Regions from separate parts of the Homo sapiens genome. Here region 2 is linked to region 1. A link is a loop called in an ENCODE intact Hi-C map of the cell type or tissue named here. Cell type or tissue: MCF 10A. All regions are shown on one strand.

Evidence for each region. Peaks named below come from ENCODE experiments on the same cell type or tissue, not always from the same donor. Only the 100,000 strongest peaks of a DNase experiment are listed, where the experiment ranks them.
Region 2: it touches region 1 in a loop (2.0-fold over the local background); 3 of 110 quality-filtered maps call a loop at or near these places.

Annotation. Positions count from the first base shown.
Region 1 is chr1:229,153,920-229,161,919 of GRCh38, forward strand. It overlaps LINC02815 (long intergenic non-protein coding RNA 2815), which reads right to left and starts at 806. Exons shown (of 5, transcript NR_186727.1): 1 at 651-806. RefSeq lists an enhancer at 5,845-6,345. In MCF 10A, a CTCF peak has its summit at 3,105; no DNase peak of the experiment used is centred here.
Region 2 is chr1:229,003,125-229,011,124 of GRCh38, forward strand. No RefSeq gene overlaps it. Among named protein-coding and RNA genes, the nearest start is that of LINC02815, 150 kb to the right of the region's middle. In MCF 10A, no CTCF peak of the experiment used is centred here; DNase peaks (open chromatin) are centred at 797 and 3,557.

The DNA of each region.
Region 1 (8,000 bases):
GGACATGGTTTGCGGTGCCATGAAACAATTACAATAGTAACTTCAAAGACCACTGATCACAGAGCACCATAACAGACATAAAAATAATGACAACTTTTGAAATATTGGGAGAGTCACCAAAATGTGACACAGAGACATGAAGTGAGCACATGCTGTTAGAAAAATAGCACCAATAGACTTGCTCAACTCAGGGTTGCCACAAACCTTCAGTTTGTAAAAAACACAGTATCTACCAACCACAATAAAGCAAAGCACCATAAAACAAGACGTGCCTGTAAATGGTGCCTTCTGCACTCACTCTGTCTGAGCAAGTGTACGCAAGCTCCAGGGCCAGCAGATCCTGTGGATTCTGCAGTTTCTATGGAGGGCCCTTGGGAGCCCTTGGGCATTGGAAGAACCTATGAGGACAGCTACTAAGTCATTGAAATCCTTCTCCCCCAGAGCCCTCTGTGGGCACAAATAGGTGTGGCATGTCCAAGCAGCAATAGTCTCCAGTTTGGGCCATTCCACAGGGACCATGTTCAACCAAACCACACCACTGAGACAAAGATGAGAAATCTCAGGTGAGTCCATCTGGGCCAGGGACCTCCCCTCCATAACACAACATCAACAAAAAAAAGCATGTGCTGCTCCCCTGGGACGAACCCTACCTCCAAGAAGGAACAGCGTTGCTGTAAAATGCTTGGCCTCAGAACCATGCCCAGTGCTGGAGCGCCCACCACAGTAGACACAGAAGCTGGAACATCAGTCTCTGTGGACATCCTTTTACCCACGAGGAAGGAGAGGTGCAGGAAGCTGAGAAAGGGCAGCCTCTGGTACACACTGTCTCCTCATTCCCTCCCTTGGTGTTGGCCCCTCCTCCTGTCTCTAGTCTTTATAGGTTGGGGATCTAAGCCTCTTCCCCTCCACTCATTGTGGGAAGCCCAAAAGAAATCTGCCAGTGATGCAGGGAAGGAAGCTGTCGGGACTGGTAGAGTCTATGCTGAAGAAGGGCCTCCTGTTCCACGTGATTTAGCAAAGTTCCAGAGAATGGCACAAGAGGCCAGCACCAAAGTCTTGCCGTGTAATAAAGTCCTCTTGTCCTTGGAACTGCTCCCTGGGTTCATCTCTCCCAGGAAGCCCAAGGAGTTGTCCATTGGACACATGAGGGGGGATCCATGGTCAGTCAGTTGCTTTCATTTCCCAACACACATGGGGAATTTCTCTTAACTCATGACTTTGCAAAGTAACACTGTGATAAGGTGAACAGAATTGAGTTCACATTATAGCATAAAATTTCAGCAAGTTATTGAACAACTAGGCTAAACATAGAGAACTATAGTTGCACTTCAATTTCAGCCCCTGCACATACAAAACTGCATTGCAAGCCTATTTCTGTTATCCCCCTTGGCCTTCGGCCACTGACCCAGCCCTGGTTTGTCCAGGCATGTCACTTTTTCATCTGGCTCTGTCCTCTATCTAGTCAGGATCATCTTCTATGTCTAGGGTCAGGCTGGCTGAAGAAACTGTTAAGTTCTCCATTGTTTTAGCTCAGAATTCAGCTGTGGAAGTACAGAACTTTCCTTCATAACCACACTACATCGTCAAAGCAGGAGCACAGTGTGACTGCTGGTGGTCCTGCACCTGCACAAATGACGACAGTCCTGGAAGCTAAATGCTCTGTGCTCCTCTGAGTGTGCATTTCTGTGAATCCCCAATGACACAGCCACTGCTGGAGAAAAGGCTGTGGCTGACACACAGCATGGTAGAAAGAGATTTACAGACCTTGTTGGCGCCGAGAAGGGGGAAGTACATCCTACTGCCGATGGCTCCCTGGAGGACCCGCCTGCGCCAATCAGAAGTCTCCTATCCGCGATGGTTTCCTGTCTCTTCCTCAATGTCAGTCTCTTCCTCTCCACCCTCCACCCCCAGCTCTAAAAACCAGAGCCAAATAGCAACTGCCCTGGAAAAAGTGCTGTCTTCCCAAGGTTGTAGGTTTACCATTTCATGCTCAGTTTAAAGTGCCTGAGAAGTACAGGAGGAAAAGTCTGTTAACCAGACTACATGAAGAAAAATACTGAGGAACCATAGGTACCCATTAACTGGTTTAACAAGAAAAGATTTCTAGCTGGGCACGATGGCTCATGCCTGTAATCCTAACACTTTGGAAGGCCGAGGTGGGAGGACTGCTTGAGGCCAGGAGTTTGAGACCAGTCTGGGCAACATAGCAAGAATCCATCTCTATAAAAATAAAAGAAAAGTTGGAGGGAGGGAGGCCAATGGGCAGGATTGGGCAGTGGGTCTCCAGCCGAGCTCCTGGGTCAGCTGCCTGCTAGAGGGGCTGGCGGTAAGGGAGGAGGACTGAGGCCAAGGGTGGGTCTCTGGATCCTACCCTCACTCTGCCAGAGCAACCCCACATACATTGTTTTCTGTGTTAGGATACAATATCAGATCTCTTTTAACCAAGAAGTTTCACTCCTAAAAACAGGGCAGAACGGGCACTGGTGTTAGAGGTGATCTTGAATCAGCTGAGACCTGGAAGTCATCTTCCTTTCTTCATTTGCTAAATGCCTAATATGAGCTGTTTTTCTTATCAGTTTCCCTTCTCTGCAAAAACAGTCTTGCATAGAAAAGATTTGAACCAACTGGGGGCAAGTGCTCAGTAGCGATTCCAGCATCTATAGCCCTGACTATGCCAAGTAATGGTCTGACTGCTTCCCCTGGGGCCTCCCACTACCCCAGCAGCCACCTTCCTACTGTTGGTTTTATTGATAAACTGGGATAGACAGCCAGGAGGAAATAATTTCTGCTTCTGCGAGAAGCCCTAATAGGCCTTTACCCACCCTCAATAATCACTCACTTGCAACACTCGCCGGCATCTTATTACAACTGGAATTCCAAGGAAAACAAGAAATGCTCACTGAACTCATGGATAAAGATTTTCCTGATGAACTGAGGACTTCTCTGCTACCCCTGTTTATTTCTCTCCTTCTCCTCCTTCCGGCCTCCCACCAGCTCCTACTGACTTCATCCCATGCGGCACATGGACCTGCTACCAGGTCCCAGGTCTTTCTAAAATTCAGGAAGAGCTCTGGCTGAACCCTTCTGAGTTCATGGGGACAGTGACACCTGCTGCTTTTCTGCTGCAGGACAATGGTTTGTTCCCTCATTCTATCAGGGAACATATTTTGGGTTCCTACCAGATGCCAGGTTCTGTTTTAAACACCACGGACACAGAGATAAACACACACAGGTTTCCTGCACTAAAGCCAGTTATCATGTGGTAAGGGAGACAGACAACCATAACACAGAGTGACAGATGCAGAAGGCAGGCAGGGTGAGGGGTTGGGGCAGGACCCAGAGATGGGGCATGCCACCTAGATAAAGAGACAGGCATAACCTTCCCAACAAGCCACTCTGCAGCTGTATCCTGGACACCCAGTGGCTCTGGCAAGGGATCACAGATGGTTTAAGACATTTCACTAACTTAGATTGGGGGTTAGTGGCCTGCAGACCTGTACACTTGGCCCAGGTAACTCAGGTAATGCAGGAGTCACTCTGCCCCAAACCACCCCCTCCAACCATCTACCTGGGGTCTGGGTAGATGCTGTTCTGAAAATCTGGGAGCAAACCAGTTCCAACAACTGGTTTTGCTTTGGAATAAAGAATATTCCTTTTTTTTTTTTGGAATGCTCTTGTATTCCAAAATTCGTATGGCTACCAGAAAGTCATGTGCCTCCTCCCATGCCCTGGAATCTATTTGCCCAGGCTAGCAGTGAGACCACTTCTTCTTTTACGGCCTGAGCTCCAGAAGCAGAGTGGCCTGATGGCATTCTGGTTGTCTCCCATCCAACCATCCCTGAGTTTCATGGGAAGCTGCTTTCAGCGGTGAGGCATCGGTGGGCCACAGTAAGCCAGGGAAGAGTCTTTTAGAGTAATTTACTTAAACTCTTGCTTCCAGGCCTCAGGGGTTTCATCCTTCACTCAGGAAAAATATACTAAGTATCTCCAAGAGACAATCAAGGGGAAAATCATGGCACAGCACTTTAGGAAAATGTATCAACAAGTGAAAATATCAGCAGATTTACTAGAGGAGGGTGAGGGCAGCCCTCTAGTTGGGAAGTCAGATCTTTGACAAAAGAGTTTAAAACTCCCTGATAAGCATTTTGTTGACAAGGTCAGTCTTCATTCTTTCTGCCAAAATTAGAAACCACCCTTTTTTCCTTGTCATAACAACACTGGTGCTTATCACCAATTGTGTGAAGGGAGAAGAGTGATGTCCTTTAGGTCTGAAGATTGACAATATAGAGGAGGGAGCTCTTAACTTCCAAAACCACCCAGTCCAGGAACTATTTTCCCTTTTCCCTCTTACCAGACACCCAGATGGAAATCTGCTCTTTAGAGAAGGAAGGAAATGATACAAGGAAAAAGACATCTGCAAATGAGTAAGCTTTGCCCAGGAGGCCACGTTAAGTGAGGTGGATGGAAACGTAAATCATCCGAGAGAGAGAGGGAGAAAGAGACTCTAACCCTGCCTGCCTGGCTCTGCTTTGCAAAGATGCTCACTCACCACCACCTCACGTGCTCAGTGATGACCGCAATAATGTAGTTGTATTTTCTTCCCCATTCTAGCGTGGGGTAACTTGCAATACTGAGCAGTTTATGGGCCTTCCCCTACGCACTCTGCAAGTTCCTGGAAAAACAAGGAGTTGGCATGCCACATTTCCAGCCCCTCGGCCCAACTGCTTCAGGACCCCTGCCTGCCAGCCTCCATACGTCAGGGCCACAGTTTCAGATGCTCATTCAATGACCTCACACTTGCTCTAGGACAGGGGCAGCAGGCACATGGCTGATCCAAGTTTAGAGCAGAAATACGCAAGACAATTGCAGTTATAAAAGGTACACGTCAGTGGTGGGAAGGTCACTGCTAAAGTGAAGCAGGAAAGACATGATTTCTTGGGATGAGGGTAAGAGCACTTCAGAGAAGCTTGATTACTCAGAAGGCTGCAGTTCTGCCCAAGGAGGGGATGCACACAGACAGGCCTGTGATCAAAGCAATGTTCCAGGGTAGAAGGGCAATACTCAACCTAACTCAATGTGAAAACGCCAGTCCTTTTTGTCTCGTTTTTCCTGCCTTAGATTTAACCCATTCTGGGATGGGCAGGGAGAAAGAAAGACCTTCCCCAAGAAGTGCTGACCAGGCAGTTGTGTTTGTGGGGAGAGCCTTCCTGACAGCAAAGAAGGAAGAACTAACTTCCTTTGCCATGAACAACTCAGAATCCTGGGGGGTTTTTGCTGCTGTTTTCTGGCTGTTTTTTGGCCTTGCTCTGTTGTTCACTGCAACCTCGACTCCTGGGCTCAAGGAATTCTCCTGCCTCGGCCTCCCAAGCAGCTGGGACTACAGGTGTGCACATCACATCCAGCTAACTTTGAAGTATTTTGTAGCGATGGGGATCTCACTATGTTGCCCAGACAGTCTCAAACTCCTGGCCTCAATCAGTCCTTCTGCCTCAATCTCCCAAAGTGCTGAGATTACAAGTATGTGCCACCACACCAGGCTTTAGAATCCTGTTCTAAAAGTTCTTTCTTATTTGACCACCATAGCTTCTTATGAAAAAAAAAAAAAAAAAGCCAGGAAGACAGCTTTCATATGAAGGAGAAGTGGTGGACCCAGGCGCAAAGTGGCTGAAGGCGAGGAAGAAACCAAGAAGTGGAGAGAAGCTCCAACTCTAGGGTACTCAGTGACCATGAGGGAGAGAGTGGTCCAGGGTGGATACTAACGCAGCCCTGCAGTGAGGAAAGGGACCCCTGGAGGGTGCAGTTTAAGGGCTTAGGAGCTCCTTGCCCTCAGGCTGTGCCCCCAGAGCTCTCATCCCTCGCCAGCCTGCACCGTGCACTCCACACACCCCACACATGCACACACACACACCATGATACAAAGGAGTCTCCTGACACCATGCAGGGCAGTAGGCAGTGGCTCACCCCAAGCTACAGGTTGAATTGAGCAACCTGGGCTGGAACAGTGGAGGTCAACACATACCAGGAATACTCATTAATTGGAAAACAAAGGGATTTTGTGACAATCTGAGGTAAAGTGAGTTTGGGGAAAATTACATCATAACCTCTACTTAAGGCTGAACGATGTCATGATAGCCAGCCTCCAGGTGGCCCCCAAAGATCTTGCCTCTGTGTCTTCACACCCTTGTAGGGTCCCCTTCTCACATCAATTCAGGGCTGGTAAGTGTGACTGACAGATTATGTGATACTGTTTGAATACTTATCCCCTCCAAATCTCGTGTTGAAATTTGACTCCCCAGTGTTGGAGGTGGGCCCTGGTGGGAGGTGTTTGGGTCACCGGGATGGATCCCTCATGGCTCGGTGCCATTTTCACAGAGTGAGTGAACTCTCACTCTTGTTCCCATGGAAACTGGTTCCTCCTCCTCTCTCTTGCTTCCTCTCTGGCCATATGATGCCTGTTCCCCTTCACCTTCTCCATGAATGGAAACATCTGAGGCCCTCACCAGAAGCAGATGCTGGCACCATCCTGTGGAGCCTGCAGAACCACAAGCCAAATAAACCTCTTCTTGTTATAAATTTCCCAGCCTCAGGTATTCCTTTATAGCAACACAAATGGACTAAGACCGTATGGCAGGGGCGATGATGTCTGACTTCCAAGTCTCCCTCCTGTGGGGCATTGCAGCTTCTGCCTTGTTCTCTGGGAGAGGCTGGCCTGCATACCATGAGGATCCTCAAGCAGCCCTGTCAAGAGAGGCCCACAGAAAAGAGCTTAGGGCTCCCACCAAAAAGCCTGGCATTTTGAAAGTGGATCCTCCAGCCCTAGACCAGCCTTCAGATAATACAGTGCCAGCCAACATCTCAACTGCAACCTCAGGAAAGACCATGAGCCTGAACAACCCAACCAAGCTGCTCACACACTCCTGACCCACAGAAACTGTGAGTGGTATCAATATTTATTGTTGTTTTTAGCCACAAAGTTTTGGGATAATTTGTTACATAACAATAGATACCTAATACAAATATATATTATTTAGCATATTAGAATCTTAGAGGGAGTCCTGCAGTAAAAAAAAAAAAAAAATTAAGTATTTAACTTTTTTTGACTCATTGTTTCACAAGTGCTCTGGTTATATTACATTTTTTTTTTTTTGAAGAATGCCTCAATAACATCTCAGGGTGCTACTGTTGCACACAACATAGTTTGGAAAGATCTGGGCTGGCTATGCTAGTATTTATACAAGAGTTTGATGCCAGATAAATTACATCTAATAAAACCCACTTGAATAAAAACTTAATTCCCCCTTTTTTTTTTTTTTTTTTTTTTTTTTTTTTGAGATCACCCAGGCTGGAGTGCAATGGCATGATCTCTCTCGGCTCACTGCAACCTCCACCTCCCAGGTTCAAGCAATTCTCCCTGCCTCAGCTTCCCCAGTAGCTGGGATTATAGGCGCCCACCATTACGCCCAGCCAATTTTTGTATTTTTAGTAAGATGGAGTTTCACCACCTTGGCCAGTCTGGTCTCGAACTCCTGACCTCAGGTGGTCTGCCCACCTCGGCCTCCCCAAAGTGCTGGGATTACAGATATGAGCCACCACACCCGACCTAATTCCAATTTTAGAAACATAACCACATTGCAAACATTTAGGTAGTTAAATGAATCTAAAGGAAATTTTTTGTTAAGTTAGCATTTTGAACATGGAAATATAACTCCCATCCCATCAGCTTTAACTGTCTTGGTTTTTGTAAATTTGAAGCTTATTTTTTATGACTGTATTTAAAGCATTTATAAAATGCAATACATAAATATATATATATATATCTCCTGGTCATTAAGAACTTTAACCCAAGCTGCTGGTTAAAATGGGTCAAGGTGACTTGGCACAGGCCCCAGGCATCAAAGAGGGCAGGAGAGAAACCCTGAGCCACAGTCCTGCATGCCACAGTGGAACCACCCCAGCACACTCATCCAGAGAAAACCCATCTCCTTTCTTTTTCTTTCTTT
Region 2 (8,000 bases), 150 kb before region 1:
CAGTCCATGAAGTCAACATTTAGGCCATTCCAGCCGCCAGGTCTCCTGGCTTAGTGTTTAAACCTGTGACTTTCTACGCTTTACACATAACAGCATACCTAAATTCAGGCAAAAGCTGGGTGGTGATGGAGACATGCCTTTCCTGCCTGCAAACTGTGGCTGTATGATTCCCCTGCGGGCGAGCCTCTGGGAGTTTAGAGTGTCTCATTAGAAGAGCCACACTGAGAGAAGTCCTAATAAATAATTAGAAGTACATCTGCTAACTCTGTGGAACTTCGGCCCAGGCCCCGCACCAGGCCAGTGTGAAAGGGAGGTTAATCAGCCGGCACCCCGGCGGGGTTTCCCTTTGTCCATCACACCTCGGGACAGGGGGAGGGGAGGGAGGAAGGAGGTGCCTCAGGTCCTGGTGCCCCCGAGGCCTGGTGAGGCCACTCGCTCTGCCCTGTAACTTCAATGAAGGGCACAGCTGGGAAGAGGATGACCAAATGGAAGACACTGTCTTTCCTGGCAGACCATCCGTCTCTGTTTATTGTCCTGTGTTTTCTGATGGGGCCACACTGGGGTTTGGCCAGCAGTGGCAGGCCCCCTGTGTGTCTGTAATAAGACAAGCAGTGGAGTCTGTCGGTCAACAAATATTTATTGACCTCCTGAGGTCACAGAGCCCGGGGCCTGACTCTGAGGAGACACTCTGGCTACAGCCATTGTTCACCAGGCAAACACCCAGGCAGCGGAAGGCCCAGATGTCCTCCTCAGCCTCGAGCAAGGGCTGCAGGCCAACACCACGTCAGATGGCAGCTCCTTTCATGGGCTTTCCTAGGGCTCTGGAGATGGTCCAACCAGAAACCATTACTAAGGGGTTACTTTACCGAGTATCTTGGTGTCTGGCTCAGGGTTGGGCTCACAGAGCTAATGCAGAAATGAACCCACCTTCGTTGGCCAATAACAGATGCTCTTCCCGCCTCTAACAAAGCCCTCACAGCCTTCATGCCTGCAGATTTTTCACAAGCTGTACCCTTTCTCAGGGGCATTTTGCTTTCTAACAGCATCAAAACACCACACTGAAGGGACTAGACCAGAGCTGTGAGTGGACTCCCGGGCATGAGCACAAGGAATATTTTTTCTAGTCAGGGTTTTACAGGCCCCAAAACAATATTATGTAAGCATGCATAGCTGGCTCTTGTTCTGTTACACTCACTTATGTATTTTCTTCTGCTGAAAGTGTGGACTTATGTGTGTGGCATTAAGGAAAGAGAGAGCATCAGTCACCCTGAGATAATCATGCGTCCTTGGGGGCTTCCAGTATGGCTGAGAGAGATAAGGAAGGCTGGGGTAAAACAGCGCTTCTCTGCTTTTTACCTCTGCTTCTCCATGAGATAGAGGGTAATGGCGTTTTGTTCCTTCCACAAGTGACGCACTTTCAAGATGGAAGAAGATACACTGTGAATAGACATCGGGACACCCTTGGCTGTTCTGTGCTTCCCCGGCCCACCTGGGGAAGCCAGAGGTCTCTGTCCCTTGGCTGCTCATGTAAAGAGGTCCCTTGGCCTGGCTTGGGGCAGAGATTCTCTGCAGAAGTGGGCAGAACACAGACGTGAGGGGTACGCGTAGGAGGATTCGTTCACACACCTGTTACTGCTCGATTCAGCTGCTTTTGTCCATCGCATCAAGACCCTGTAGGAGCAAGTTCTAAAGACTTGAAAGCTAACACCAGTGTCTTTTCTTTCTTTCTTTCTTTTTTGAGACAAGGTCTCACTCTGTTGCTCAGGCTGGAGTGCAGTGGTGTGATCACGGCTCACTGTAGCCTCAACTTCCTGGGCTCAAACAATCCTCCCGCCTCAGCCTCCCAAGTAGCTGAGTGAAAACACACCACCAACCCTGGCTGATTTTTTATGCTTTTCTAGAGACGGGGTTTTGCCATGTTGCCCAGGCTGGCCTCCCATAGTGCTGGGATTGCAGGTGTGAGCCACCACGCCCTTCTTGCCAGTGTTTTCTCAAATTCCTTACATCTGTTTTGGCTTCAGAGTCCCTTCAGACCTTCTGCCAGGGAGTGTAAAGTGCCCCCTAACCCTCCTTTGCACTGGCCATGGGTCCTGCTGTACTTTCAGAATGCTGCCCAAGCATAGTGCCTGCGCCTCAGGGACCTGCAGGATGTGCATGTGTGAGTGTGTACGGCCTGTGTGCCAGTGTGTTTGGTGTGTGTGTGTGATGTGTGAGAGGATGTGTGGTGTGAAGGGTGTGATGGTGTGAGTGTGAGAGTGTGTGTGAGTGTGTACATGAGGCTAACAATGACTGCACACTTCCTCTGTATCTGACACATCCCTAGGGTTTTCGCACACATGACTTCATTTTGTCCTTACACAAGCCTGTCAAGCATGCATTATTCTCATGTCATAGAGAAGGAAACCGAGAATTACAGGGACTTCTAACTTACCCAAGATCACACAGCTGTTAAATAGGCAATAGTACCTGGCTTTGTCTGTCCAATTCCTAAGCCAAGATTCTTTCCCCAGTGTGTGTCCTCCTACCAGCGAACTCAGCTAACAATGTGTGGAAATGTGTGTCCCATTTCAATCAACAACTACAGCTGCCTCCGATGTGGGACACACACCACCACAGCCAAGAGTGGAGCGGGGAGTGGGACGTCCTTGGTCCCGGGTCCCGCCATTGGGAGGCAGAAGCTGGAGGAAGAGCAAAGGGTGCCCCCCTCACCCCCAACCCTCCTGCCTTGATGCCCTAGGGCAGGGTTGTCTGCAATATGTTTTTCCCACAGGCCTTAGTTCTGTAAGATGAAGAAGTTTTCAGTGAGAAAAAAGAAACCCTCGATCCAATAAAAAAAAACTTGAGGAAAATGCTAATTTAGACAAACAGGATTTTGTGTCCGAGTGTGTTTTATTTTGTTTTGATTTTATCGCAGGGCTCTTCAAGTCTTTGTTACACTGGCATGCACTGTGATTTTCAGAGGAGCTTATAGAACGCAGTGCTTCCCAAACACAACAAATATCACAGGCAAGACTCTCAGATCAGGCGTTGGAAAACTCACCCTACACTGCTTCTGTCTTAAATCCCCTTTGCTGACTGTATTGCTTCATGTCAGCAATCCACATGGGTGGCCAGGTGGCTCTGAGAGAGCTCAGTGCCTTCTAGGGTCAAAGAGCTCATCTAGGCAGAAGGAAGTGGATGATGCTCACAGGCCCCTCTGGCAGGTTTTGGCCCTATGGCTGGCGAGCAGTGGAGGCATCGGCCAGGTAAGCGAGTTCTCCTCCTGGTCTCCACCTCCCCTCCTGTGTGGGCATGAGTTAGAACTAGTCTGTGCTGGAGAGGGTGGAATAGGAGGCTGGCTCTGGGTCACAAGAAAAGGATGACATTCCTTCACAATCCACATGAGATCCTTCCAGGGGAGGAGGACCAGAAAAACATTCTTATCATTATGATCAAGGTGACCCTATGTTTAGCCTCCTTGTGGTGTGGCTCGAGGAAACACAGATGATGAAAACGCGTTCTGCTCTGTGCGACACAATGGAGCTGATGCCTCCGTTGGCAACCTGCTGGAGCCATGACTCACGCAGAGGCATTTTGTAATTTGTCTTTGTATCCACAAAGCCTGTTATAGGCCTTGGTATATAGGTGGTGCATAATGAATATTTGGTGAGCAAAGGGAGCCAGGCAGTGTGTACTGGCTGGCATGCAAGGTGCTGTGGTCAGTCCCATCGAGCAATCCCCTGAGTGGAGAGGGCTGTCCGTCTCACATAGATCCACCCAGCTCTCCCAGGGAACCACTCACTCTGCCTTTAGCCAAAGGGAAGGGTCCATGGGGTTGGATATGTGTGATCCAGCATATTTCTTCAAAACTTACCCACTTCCATTGAAGCAGAAAAGTGTTCTCTCTTGTTTTAGAATGAGCAGAGGAAAAGTTAGGATGAGCTTGGAAAGAAAGAGGAGCAGCAGTTGCCTACCAAGAGTTTGCAACCAGGAATGGGAAAATCATGGCAGGCTATTTATTCATTTGTTTGTTTATTTTCTTAGAGATGGGGTCTCACTATGTTGCCCAGGCTGGACTCGAACTCCCGGTCTCAAGCGATCCTCCAGCTTCAGCCTTCCAAGTAAATATGGCAGGTTTTGAACCATCTTCCACAGTCCCTGAGCAGAAGACAGTGGCACTGAGCATCCCCAAAGCAGGAGACAAGCAGCCCCATGTGGACATAGCTCCTTGGGTTTCCTAGGGTCTCCTCGGCACTGGGGCCCAGAGGGCACAGCCCCTGTCCCCGCCTCATGTTGCTGTCTTGACTGGAAGCTGCCCCATCTCTTCTTTACCTGCCTGGACTTCCTTGTCCTGGGGAATGTCACCCATGTCAGATCCTCTGGGAGGGCACTGGCTCTTTGCTTGGTTTCAGATAAGCGGCCGTTGGCCCTGTGTATAAGAGGCACATGTGGCAGGATGAGAGGGAGACTGGTGGGAGGCAGCTGGAGGGACACAGACCCCGCAAACAGACAATAGGCTCAAATCGGGACTCCATAGCGCCCCGGTGGTGTCACCTTGGGTAGATTACTGAACTCACAAACTTCTGTTTCCACATCTGTGAGATGGGGATTTAGAACCTATTTCATGGAGTTGTCTCAGGAATGAATGAGAACATGCATGAGAAGCACTCAGTCAAGGCTCGGTCCCTTTAATACCTGGACGCTTTCACAGCCGCCCAGCCTGTGTGTCTCCGCAGACCACAGGCATGCGTCAGTCAGGTTGGGACATCTCTCATGGCCCATTTTCCTACCCTCAGCCCCAGTGGTCTTATCTTGCCTGAGGCGTCAATGCTGGAGCTGAAAGGCCAGTGGTGAACACTAAACCCGGAGCCGCACATTCAGGCCCTGACTGCAGTGAGCATTCACCAGGTACCCGAGTCTTGGCCAAGCCACTGACCTCACTTACAGAATTATGACCTGCTCTTCCAAAATCAGCTGAGATCATACATGCAAAGGTGCTTCTTAACTGTAAATTTCTAGTCATTTGTAATATCCTAAGACTGACATTTGCTTAGGGTCTCTCCCTGGCTTAACCCGTAAGTTGGGGAAGATATAAACATAAAAATCAATTGTAGATCTCTTAAAGGGCATAGCTCAGTTAAGAAATAAGAGCTTAGTAGGCTGGACGTGGTGGCTCATGCCTGTAATACCAGCACTTTGGGAGGCCAAGGCGGGTGGATCACGAGGTCACAAGCTCGAGACCAGCCTGGCCAACATGGTGAAACCCCATCTCTACTAAAAATACAAAAAATTAGCCAGGTGTTGTGGTGCACACCTGTAGTCCCAGCTACTCAGGAGGCTAAGGCAGAAGAATGGCTTGAATTTGGGAAGTGGAGCTTGCAGTGAGCCGAGATTACGCCACTGCACTCCAGCTTGGGCGACAGAGCGAGATTTTGTCTCAAAAAAAAAAAAAAGAGAGAAATAAGAGCTTAGCATTGGGAGTAGACATTTCAGCTGTCCTCAGGAACTGAAAACCTCAACAGAGAGATAAGACTCGAACAGAGAAACAGGTTTTTAAGAAGTGCCTAGGACAGAATAGCAAGACCAGCACACCCAGAGAAGAGAACATGTAGAACTGACATGGTCAGTGCCCACCTGAAAAAAAAGGTGGCATTTGAAATGGACCTTGAAGAATAGACTTCAGTCTGGGCTCAGTGGCTCACACCTTTAATCCCAGCAATTTGGGAGGCCAAGGGGGGAAGATGGCTTGAGCACAGTAGTTTGAGACCAGCCTGGGCAACACAGCCAGATTCCATCTCTATTAAAAAAACAAACAAACAAGCAAACAAAACAAAAACAAAAACAAAAAAAAACAGATAAATTAGCAGGGCATAGTGGCATGCACCTGTGGTCCCAGCTACTCAGGAGGCTGAGGTGGGAGGATTGCTTGAGCCTGGGAGACTGAGGCTGCAGTGAGCTGTTATCGCACTACAACACTCCAGCCTGAGTGACAGAGAATGACTCAAAAAAAAAAAAATAGGACTTAAGTGCCCAGGGACCCTACTTTCTTTAACATTTACTTCGTATGTTCTGATGAATTTCACATTTTTACAGGAGTGGGCTCCAATTTTTAATGAAATCTTGAGCCAAAGCCCCTAATATAAAACCACATGTTGACATTTCATTGGCACAAATTTATGCTACTTCAAATCTACAACAGTAGTTAAAAATTCAATTAAGAAATAAGACTGGGCCAGGTGTGGTGGCTCACACCTGTAATCCCAGCACTTTGGGAGGCCGAGGTGGGTGGATCACAAGGTCAGGAGTTCAAGACCATCCTGGCTAATAGGGTGAAACCCCATCTCTACTAAAAATACAAAAAATTAGCCAGGCGTGGTGGCAGGTGCCTGTAGTCCCAGCTACTCGGGAGGCTGAGGCAGGAGAATGGCGTGAACCTGGGAGGTGGAGCTTGCAGTGAACCAAGATCGTGCCACTGCACTCCAGCCTGGGTGACACAGCAAGACTCTGTCTCAAAAAAAAAAAAAAAAGAAAAAGAAAAAGAAAAAAGAAGAAATGAGGCTGGGAGCAGAGCGGTGGCTTATGTTTGTAATCCCAGCACTTTGGAAGGCCGAGGTGGGTGGATCACCTGAGGTCAGGGGTTCAAGACCAGCCTGGGCAATACGAAACCCTGTCTCTACTAAAAATACGAAAATTAGCTGGGCATGATGGCGCGTGCCTGTAATCCCAGATACTCAGGAGGCTGAGGCAGGAGAATTGCTTGAACCTAGGAGGCGGAGGTTGCAGTGAGCTGAGATCGTGCCATTGCACTCCAGCCTGGGTGACAGAGCAAGACTCCAGCTCAAAAAAAAAAAAAAAGAAAAAATATCGCGACTTTTTAAATCAAAATTTTATTTAGCAAATTAAGAAGTGTTATTTATTTAGTAAGAATTTGAAATACTAATAACAGCCCTACCAACCAGTTTATTTCTATGGATTGTTTCAGTTGCAGCACTGTGAGAAAGGTTTGGGGCACTCAGATAAGCAACTGTGCATACTAATGTTTTTTAAATAATTCATTTTGCAACCTCGAGATGCTTTTTCAGCAAATTGATCTAGGTTAAGCATTGGCAAAATTTTCTGTAAAGGATCAAGTACTATATATTTTAGGTTTTGTGGGTCTTATGGTCTCTGTTACAACTACTTAACTCTGCCTTTCTATCTCAAAAGCAGCCACAGACCACATGTAAACAAATAAGCGGTGCCATGTTCCAATAAAACTTTATTTACAGACACAGAAATTTTAATTTCATATAAATTTCACATTTCACAAAATATTGTTTGTCTTTTTATCACTTTTCAGCCATTTAAAAATGTAAATACTACTCATAGCTGATGGACCATACAGAAACACGCAGTGAGTTTGGTTTTGGCCTAATCCCCTATGGAAACGCTCAAGAGAGTAATAGAATATTTTTGTTCCAACATTAAATCACGAATCAAAAAAAGCTCTAAGTGAATGTTTCAAATCATTAATTAGTAAGTATTAAATCTGGAAGAAATCAAAGAATCTTTCTCCATTTCTGGCAAAAATATTCTTTTAATATATCTTTTGAAACATTTTGAATATTAAATAATGTCATTAAAATAAAAAATCTTAGATACCGTAATGCTCATCTTTGCAGCATATTTAAACACAGTTTTAAAAGTCAAATTTGTTTTATCTTTCAGGTTGAGTTTAAGTTTTTCTGTTTTTTAATTGCCAACAATTTTTCTGCAGTTGTAATCACCATAATGTTGCAACCTTCACAGCCTGAATTGAATTTGTTCCGTTCATTAAAAATATCAGCAAAACACACAAATTGGAGCAAGCATGTTATATCTGGCGGTATTTAGCTGGGTAGAGTTCCTACATTTGCAAAAGGAAAAAATATATATATAGGTATGTACAGTCATGTGCCACATAACAATGGTTTGGTCAATGATAAAGTGTGATGAGACAGTTGTCCTGTAAGATTATAATATCTATTGTCCTGTAAGATGAA